2 separate regions of the Homo sapiens genome follow, and region 2 is linked to region 1. The links are chromatin loops, found by intact Hi-C in ENCODE. Cell type or tissue: PC-3. All regions are shown on one strand.

What was found. Peaks named below come from ENCODE experiments on the same cell type or tissue, not always from the same donor. Only the 100,000 strongest peaks of a DNase experiment are listed, where the experiment ranks them.
Region 2: a loop joins it to region 1, with 2.5 times the contacts of the local background. A loop is called at or near these places in 3 of 110 quality-filtered maps.

Annotation. Positions count from the first base shown.
Region 1 is chr2:191,409,524-191,414,523 of GRCh38, forward strand. MYO1B (myosin IB) reads left to right here. Exons shown (of 31, transcript NM_001130158.3): 27 at 1,543-1,649; 28 at 4,525-4,657; 29 at 4,994-5,000. Among named protein-coding and RNA genes, the nearest start is that of MYO1B-AS1, 170 kb to the left of the region's middle. In PC-3, no CTCF peak of the experiment used is centred here; no DNase peak of the experiment used is centred here; H3K27ac peaks cover 791 bases.
Region 2 is chr2:191,483,979-191,488,978 of GRCh38, forward strand. No RefSeq gene overlaps it. Among named protein-coding and RNA genes, the nearest start is that of NABP1, 190 kb to the right of the region's middle. In PC-3, no CTCF peak of the experiment used is centred here; a DNase peak (open chromatin) is centred at 3,123; H3K27ac peaks cover 769 bases.

The sequences.
Region 1 (5,000 bases):
ATTTGGACACCTTCAGGCAACATAGTTAAATCCTGCAAATTGAAGAGTTTACTTTATCAGATGTACAGAACAGATAATCAGATAATACATGTGAACACACACACTTTGATGGGTGGGAAAAAAGGCTTTTTCCTGTCCCTAAAGATAGTAACACATTCTCTATCTAAATTACAGGGAAGCTGGAAATCTGTTTTATACTGCCTTTTATTTTAGCTCTCTTATTTTGTATAAGAGGACATGGCATGTAATTTAGATGTTGCCCAGCATGGAACACGTGGGGCACTTGTATAGATGTTGACCTTACTTCGATAACCTAGTCAGTTGATATGTGGAATGTTAAATATATGCAGTTATCAGATGTAATAAAATCATGAGATGGAAGGGCATGTATTTAGTAAATGAATGCTCAGTACACACATCCTCCAGGAAACTTTCCTGCCCAGCACGGTGGGCTTGTTTTTTTGTTAGAATCATCTATGTATAGAGTGACATTATTGCTGATTAGCTTGATAAGTGGTACCATACAACATAAGGAACTAGATTCTGAGTTCTGTTCTCTAACAGCAAATTTGGCGAGGTTCATGAACCTCTTAATGGCTTGTCTCCTTTCTTGAGTCTAACCCAGAAACTGTTTTCAGAAATAATGACAGGGAGCTCCCATTGCTGGGGATCTGCACCACCTCTGCCCTCCCCTGGCTTTGCAATCTCACCCATCCCTCCATTGGATTGGAGGTGGGAGATGAGGGCTGTTTATTCCTGAAGGGAGCCTTTCCATGGAAAGGGTCAGCAGCAATGCTCACACTTCTTCATGCAATTATTTCAGTAGCACTTGACCACACCTGTAACTGAATTTCTAGGAATGCTCATCTAAAAAACCTGGCCCTGCTCCTCTGGCCACTGTCTCCTCTCATTGCAGCTTCAGGGATGGAGTGAAAGGGGATATCTCAGGTCCCTCATCCCTATTGTAAAATGGTAGTGGGGGGATTTGGAGCAGTGGTTTTCAAACTGTCATAGCATATTTGTGGTCATGAAATCAATTTAGTGGATTACTACCAGCGTTTTTCAATAAAATGCAATAGAATAGAAAATAGCAGAGTGTACAATATATAGAAAGGATTGAGTATTGTTTTGTGACGCTTTTGTGTCAGTTTTCTCTGTATGTGTGTGGAAATGTGCTTAGTGGATTGTGATGCACAATATTTTTACTGTGAGTCTCTCTAGAAGAGTGACAGCCTCAGGACTAGAGGATTTCCAAGGATTGACATAGTGGGAGGAAATAGTACTTGCAAGGCCCGTGCCCACTAGGCCCTGGTGTGTTTTGAAGAAGCATTCCAGGTTCTGCAATACAAATAATACTCTGACGTTTTCCAAGACAAACTTTTTAAAACCCACAAGGGAAAAATGTTTTTGGCCTTTTTTAGTGAATGTTTTGTACTTTCTCCCTTATTCTTGTTGCTGATAAATTGTCTTAGCATATTTAAGAATGAGTAATAATTTATTTATATAAATGATGTTTTGTTTCTTTCTTCTCATATCTCACAGTGTAAAAAATACAGGGACCAATTCACAGACCAGCAGAAACTTATTTATGAAGAGAAACTAGAAGCCAGTGAACTCTTCAAAGACAAGAAGGCTTTATACCCATCTAGGTATTATGGCTTTGCTTTACCCATAAAATTCAGGATTATAAAAGTTTCTCAAGTATATTTGTACGCCGTTTTGCCTGGTGTTTGATTTCAGTCTTAGATGAGTGATTTTTAGTTCTGTGAATCATTTTATAATCAGCTTGATGTAAACACATTTATTTGAGCTATGGCTTCTATAGTGCAGTTTAATGAAATGAGGTTACGATTGTTGGTTTCACTCCATTAGCATTAGCTCAAACACTTTACTAAATAATTAGAAGTCATTTAACATAAAAATTATATAGGCTGTTAAGATACGTTTGCATTGTAAATTCCTGTTCCTTTTCCGTAGTTTTCAAAGACTAGCCAAATTTCTGTTGGCAATATACTTTAATCACCATTCCAGTCTTCCTGCCATAGCAAGCAAGGTCAGAAACTTATTTGTAAGGTAAATGAAAGAGCGAGCCAGGACAGTACTTTTTGAGTGTTGCTTGAGCACTGGTCTGTGGTGCCCTTTGGTCTGCTAACTCAACGGATATGACTTCTGTGGCCTGTACAGCACGTTCAGTTCCTTTATTTTAGACACCGTGGACTCAGAAAAAGAAGGAACACCAATCCCAAGTTCAGCAAGTGAAGTCCTTGGTAAAGACTGTTTATCCCAATAGTCTTACATCTCCTGCATTCATCACTTCCTCCCAGCAATCTAATCCCATTTTCATCTGGTGTTTATAAAAAAGTAGATTGTACAATTTCAAGCCAAATCTGTAACAACTTTAAGCTTCTTCCAATGAATGGCCAAAGAAAGAATGTATTATATGCTGAGTATATTCACATTTATTACGTAAATTATGTTTATATTCTCTGTGACTTTATACACATTTAAAATATCTTCCTTTTAAAGGATTAAAGGAATATACATTGCCAGACTCACTGGGTTTAAATATTTTAAATTGTACAACTTCATTGGTTAGCTGATGTGGCTACTTGAGGTGATACATACTCCCTTAAGTCAAACACAGTGTCTAAATCCAAAGTTGTCCAAAGTGCCTGTTATATAAAGCATATTCAAACAGGAGAATTTGTCTGTATGCTTGCTTCAGCAACTAATTTTATTCAGCTTTTTTTTTATACATTTTTAAATTAGGGAATAACCTTCTTAATGAACATTTCCTGTGGATGACTCTTCAGAAACTACAGGCTGGAAAATACATCTTTGAGGAAACAATTTAAAAGCCTGTTAGCATTTTTATAATTTAAAACACAGTTGAATAGGAACCAAAAAAAGTTAACTTCAAGCCAAGTCCTTTTTGGGTAGTCTTATCAGTTTTCAGGGATAGTGGCACACTCACCCCACAGCAGTGAGAGAGGTGGAATAATTTAGCCTCCCACCACCCTGCAAAGTGGCAGCTCTTATGGGAGTTGGCCTTTTATATCCTGAGAGCTGTGAAACGCTGACCACCTACGTGGATTTTTCTTCCCTTATCCTCCACCCACAACATAAGCATTTAAATTTGTATTTGCAAATTGCCAGAACTTTGTAGCTCAAAATGAAGCTTATAGATTCCTTGAAGCAGCAGTTTTTCCTTGGTGCCTTTGATGAACCTGTCCTGAAAGAGTCCCCCGACAAGTCTTTAGGGAAATTGATATCTTAGTGATAAGTGTACAGTTAACCTTTTACAAAAATTAGTTTGTTTGGGAAAAAAAAAATTGCCCTGATTCTGAATGTTTGCTTTGGTTACTTCTGTCCATTTAGAGGCATATTCTAGGAGAAGAGGCTTGATTCTCCTTTCATATACAGATGCTGCTTAACTTATGATGCAGTTACACACAGATAATCCATCATATGGGTTATGAGTGATTTCTATCTTGATTGTTCCATGTGATGAGATTATTATCAAAGTCCTGCCCACCAAATGCCATGATCACCTCAAAAATATATTTGAAATAGGTTTAAGGTTTCATTTCCAACTTATATTTAGGACAGATGCAAGCGTAATGTATAAAATAAATTGAAGTCAATTTTTATGAAGTTGTCATATGTCATATGAAGTTGAAAATATCATAAGTTGAAAATGCATTTAATACACCTAACCTACTGAACACAATCACTTAGCCTAGCCTACCTTAAACATGCTCAGCACACTTACATTAGCCTACAGTTGGGCAAAATCATCTAACACAAAGCCTGTTTTATAATAAAGTGTTGGATATCTCATGTGGTTTATTGACCACTGTACTGAAAGTGAAAAACAGAATGGTTTATGAGCACCACTGTAAAGCTGAAAAACCCTAAGTCAAACCAAGTCAGAGACCATCTGTATTGCCTACTTAGAACCACAGTTACATGTTAATATTAAGTGTTCTATAGTTTTCTTCTAAAGTGATTGCCCTGGATCTGTTCTTTCCCAGAAGGCCTATTGATTTTCTTATTCTCTGCAAGAAATGAAATTTTTCTTTAGAGCAGGTGATGGTAATGATTTCAGCTCTTTTCACTGCCACATATTGTTTGAAGGCGTTAGTAAATCCTTTGTGAGCAGCTGTTAACTTTATATTAACAGATTAGAAGAAATTGCCTTTTCCTTCACATGAGGCCATGTACTTGAGTCTTAGCTGTTGTTCTTATGAGTGATTTCTGTCTTGATTGTTCCGTGTGATAAGATTATTATCAAAGTCCTGCCCACCAAATGCCATGATCACCCCAAAAGTGTATTTGAAATAGGTTTAAGGTTTCATTTCCAACTTATATTTAGGACAGATGTAAGTGTAATATATAAAATAAATTGAAATCAATTTTTATGAAGTTGTCAGCTACTCCTTAGAATCAACTGACCTGTTTCCTTTTTTTAGTGGTACTTTCATTTGAAACTATTTCTAATGTGCAGGAATTTTTTTCCTTTAGTGTTGGGCAACCATTCCAAGGGGCTTACCTGGAAATCAACAAGAACCCCAAGTATAAGAAACTCAAAGATGCCATTGAAGAAAAGATCATCATTGCTGAAGTCGTGAACAAAATTAACCGTGCTAATGGGAAGGTAAAAATGCTAACCTTGAAGACTGATAAGAAGTACCTATTAGTTGGGATAGTCACCCTGTTTTCTGAATGTAAAAATTTGCATTTCATGTTCTCAGTAGAGTTAACTATGAAGGCGGCTATTTCCCCTTACCTTTAAGCTTAGGTGGAATTTTGCTTGTTCTCTGACATTTTTATGAAATAAAACATATTATTTATGTTCTTTACTGCGTTCTTGGTTTACATAGGTATGTTTGTTGAAGGATATTGGAATTTTTGCAAATAATGCCTTAAACTCATGGACCATTTTTGAGTATTTGTGATCATTGGTTTTATACTATTTTTTATTTTGATTTAGAGTACAT
Region 2 (5,000 bases), 74 kb after region 1:
TGTATGTTCCAATAATTTTCCATCAAATGGAAGTCAAGTATCTTGAGGAAAGCTGTGTCTTTTTCTAATTTGCACAAAACCTCCCTTGGGTCAAGTCTTGGCCCTGGTGGTGAAGGTTAGGGGGATGGGAATGTAACACTGGTTAGAGGTGGCGGTAGGCATGGCCATAAGTCAGTGGTAGGGCTGCTATGTTTGGTTGTGCAGTTGTGAAACTATAGGGTCATCATAGATTTATATTTATTATTACAATTATGCTGAATGTCTCCTGTTTACTCCTCCTGATCCACTTCTACACTTCTCTACCCTTCTTTGTTTCTCAAGAACTTGCCCTGTATGAACTGTCTCCATGGGCTATCTTGCTCTCTGACTTCTGGTTGGATTCAGAGAAGATGAGAGGGCAAAAGAAATTTGAGGTGGGAGTATTTCTCCCCCTAATTCTCTCTTTGCTGGGTCACCATGGTTTGGCCACATGCCTCTACTTAATGTCATAGTTCTCGTCAAACAGCCCTTTTCTTACAGTTACCTTTCTCTGGATTGTGGTGACTGTGCCCTGCCCTTGAATCTTCATGCCTAGTGGGTGATAATGGTTTCCAACTGTTACAAGTCCTGAGGTACTATACCCCCATTATTTCTTTCTCTAAATCCTGCCCATAGCTTTGTAAGTAGTTCTTTTATTAAACTGTCCTTAAATTACCCAACTTAACATCATCTGTTTCCTGATGAGACCCTGGCTGATAGCAACAACTCTGCTGCAGATGGCAGTCAAATATCTTGAGGACAAGATGCCTTTTTCTGCCTTGCACTTGAACTAGCCATCCTGGGAGTGGTGGAGGGAGGTTGTAGAATAGTGGTGGTGATGGTTGGGGATGGTAGAGCTAATAAAATGGTTTTGAATGCCAGAATAAGACTAAGATGTACAATAGGCAAGACAGAGTGATGCACATGTGGACAACACTCTTTGAGAAAGATTACTCTGGCAGCTTTGTGAAAAACAGACTGGGTTAAGGATGGCTTACGAAAAAAAGGCCAACTGGGAAACTGCTGCTGTATCCTTAGAACAAAGAGTAAGGGCCTAAACTAGCAAAGGAGCCCTGGGAGAGAAAGGAAGTATTGGAAAGACTCAGTACAAGGAAGAAGCATAACTTCCTGGCAGCTTATTTTGGGAATAGCAGGAAAGGCAAAGAACAAGAATAACACATTATGATAGTACATGTTGCCAAACTAGAGAGTGGAGGAAGATGATAGAAATACTAGTAATGAGGATAATTAATTGCAGCTTATATTTATCAAATGTTTCCTGAATTATGACATCAGAGTTCTAAGAGCTTCACAAATATTAACTCACTTAATCTTCCCTTTGATTTTGTGACGTAGATCTCAACATTTTACCAATGAGGAAACAGGCACAAAAAGCTCCAGTTACTTACCTAGAGTCACCTGTGATGTAAGTTAGTGAGTAATTGAGCTGAGGTTCACTCCCCAGAGCCTGAACCCTTCTGCTTCTCAAGATATAAAAGATATGGCTCAAGGGCCAGGGAACAGTTGTCCCCAGATCAACTTTCCAAATTTATCTTTACCCCAGGTGCCCACCACTATGATCATAATTAACTTCTTGCTATTTCCACACTTACTACATCCTTTTCCTTCTCTTACTGAAATAGCCTCAGCTTGCTTGCCCACCTCATAGTAATAATAATAGCCAGCATTTATTGAGCATTAATTATGGGCTGTCACAGTTTTATGTGCTTGATGTGTATGCACTAATTAATCTTCATGACAACATTATAAGATGGGTATTACTAGTAGTAATAGTAGTATTCTCATCCATTAGAAGGCAAGCTATAGGGAAAAGGAATATTTATCTGTTTTATTCACCATAATGCTGTGTGGTATATTGTAATGGTCAGCAAAGATTTTTCAAATGAATGAACTTTACAGATGTGGAAACTGAGGCACAGTTGGCCTAAAATGACACAATTAATAAAGAGTAGGGCCCTGCTTGGGCCAGACTCTGGCTTCATAGCCTGTGTAGTATCACTAACTCATACCAACTCAGCCCTTAACACCAGCACAAATGTCACCTCTCCTGGGAAATTGGAAGGAAAATGGATACTCTGAGAAAACCTTCCCACTCCTCTCCATTTCCCTTGGGATGTCTTGGATGAAGACATCTTTAATATCTTGCTGTGTCTTTAAATCCCATACAGCACCCTTGTGGTTTTCCTCACTTCTCTTTGGCCCTCACTCTCATTCTTTTTGGTGCTTCGATCCTCTCAGGCACTAATTTTGGATTCCCAGGATCATGCTCCCACCCTCAGCCTTGCCCTTTATCTCCCTTGGCCAAATTTTAGTAATAACGCTGTCCATGCAGCCACTTCCCTCCATTCCCCGGGGCCCATTGTGCTTGCTCTGCAGAAGATACCACTTGGGTTTCCATTTCTATCCAATCCCCAAAGCTCTTTTTATAGTCTGCAAATTGTGTTGCTTCTTCTCGGGCTTTGAAATTAGGGAGTGTAGGCTGACCTGGTTCTAGTACTTTGAAAGTAGGGCTGGCACCACCTCCTTGATTTATCATGTGGTAGCAACAGGGAGGGGACCATCAGTGAATACTTATTAGACATCTAGTAGTACAGCAAGGAGCTAAGGTGAGCATACCTGTGGGGGTGAAGGACTGCCCTTAGAGGTTTGCTGATATTGCAAAGCCTTGTTGCTTTGAACCCATACCTTAACATTTAGCAAAGGGAAAATGCCAAAAGGACAAGTAGCCTCAGCAGACTTCCCAGATAAAAGTAGATTGTATCAATGACTGTATTCTGTTCAGCACTGCATTCACTAGACTTAATGGACCATGAGGAGCTCTGGATCCAACAACTGATAATAATAGCTAAAATCAAAAATCTAGATGTTTCCAGTTGGAGAATTAGGAATTCATTTCTAGAGCCATGAGCTTATGAGGAAATACTATGTGATATTTCATAAATCACATATACTATTTTCTCTTTGGGAAGAAACCAGTTCCTAGGAAGCTAGGTATGGAAGGCAAATTGCCTTTCAAGGTCTCGTGTCAATTCCTGGCTTTAATGGGCTTGTGACTCATAACCACAGAGACTTCAGTCTAGGCCCACGCAGCAGCTTGGAGCTGGGAATGGAGGTTATTACTGCAGATGACTAAACAGCATCCAGCTGAGGTAGCAGAATCTGGTGCTGCTAATGAGAAAAGATGACTACTGCCTTTTCTTTTCCACATACCAGAGGTTTTCTCTGGTGGAGTTTCATTTTCTGCATGAAATGGCAGACTCGCCTCCCCAGACATAAAGTTGCCACAGATGTAGAATTATATAATGTTCAAACTAGAAAGTTCCCTAGAAATCATCTCCTCCATCTTCTCAACTTGTATATAGGGAAACTGAGGCAGAGAGACCAGGTAACACTTGATTTTACATAATTTCCTAATTAAGGCCTGGATTGTGTTTCTGAATCCAGCGTTTTTGCCATGGAAGCTACAAGAGTGTCTCCATGGGCCTTCTGGTAGTCTGAAGTAGCGTAATTGGAGAGGACAGAATATTATTTTGTGATTGACACTGTATTGACACTCCTTTTGAGGTTTGCCACATTCTGATAACCATAGCTACTGGGAAAGACAATGTCTTCATGCCATTTTGGATAAAAATAGGTGGTCAAAGACCAGTGAGCTGAGGAGCCTGTGGAGCTGTATAGAGCTTAGGCTTGACTGGTCATGTTGGTCAGAGGGGCTTCACACATATTTCATGTTTTCAGTCTGCCAAGTACTCTGTGTGGCAGATTGTGCTGTCAAAGTATCTAAGCTGGGGACTGTTTTCCAAAGTCCTTTTTCTTGCAGGAGTCAGGTTAGAGATGGCCAGAATGGAATTTGCATGAGATTTGAAAGGCAAAAGAGAGGCAGTGGCTGTTCCTTTCTGAAAATCTTTTCAGGGTCATATGTGGTGACAGACAGACAAAACTTGTCCAAACTCCCCTCTGTGTCCAGTTCTTCCAGACTGCTGGCCCTGCTGAACAATAGCAGCTCCAAGCCCACTAGATATTGGGCTGTACCACTAGATATTGTAGGCCAGTATCTAGTGGCAGGCTGGGAGCTGCTGATACAATGATTTGTAACCTCACCATGAATCCCTGCTTCACTGTCCTACTTTAGTCACGAATGTAACTAACTCCTCTTTGTGACTGGTTCATGACTCCCTCATTCTCCAACTCATCCTTACACACCTGTACTTGCTCAGCTCCTCTCACACGTGTGAAAAGTCTAATTCCTTTAAGAAGTCCTTTATCCTGCAGCACCTTAAGTGACCCTGCTCACCTAAGTGACCCCTGATGATTCATGCTGGATCTCCAGGAATGGCGAGCCCGGGGCAGTCCAATTCACTTGCCTCTCCCTGCATTTGGCAATTCACACGAAACCGATGTGGCAAAGGAGGAACCAGGAAGTGTTCTGTCTATGTGCAGGCAATATGTGTTGTCAGCACTTCCCTGGAAGATTCCTCAGTTGAACAAAGAATGTTTCCGACTCTGACAGCAAAGGGCAGTCAAGGGGGCTGGGGAAAACCTGAGAGCGGTGTATTCTAGCGGGCCTGCCCACCAGGACAATGCTTCCGTCATCCCAAAGCCTTTCCTAAGCCTTTGCAATGCCCCTCCACCTGAAGTCCTCTTCCACTCCTCATCTCCCACAAAAGAACTGAGCTGTACCATAAGATTTTTGGTACCTTTCTGTCTAATTGATCTGCATAGCTGAAGACTGGCTTCCTTAATATATTTTACAGTTCCTATTTCCAGTCCCTTCTGGGACCAGATAAGTTGTGAAAATCAATCTTGAAAGGACTATGATTAACTGAACTTTTTTAACCCCTATAAAATATATGATTTGTAGCTTCTCACATTATTATTTCCCACCCCGCCCCCCACCCCCACATCATTTAAAAACATGAACTGACAGTGGTAAAAAGTTAGAATATCATTTGAACGAACTT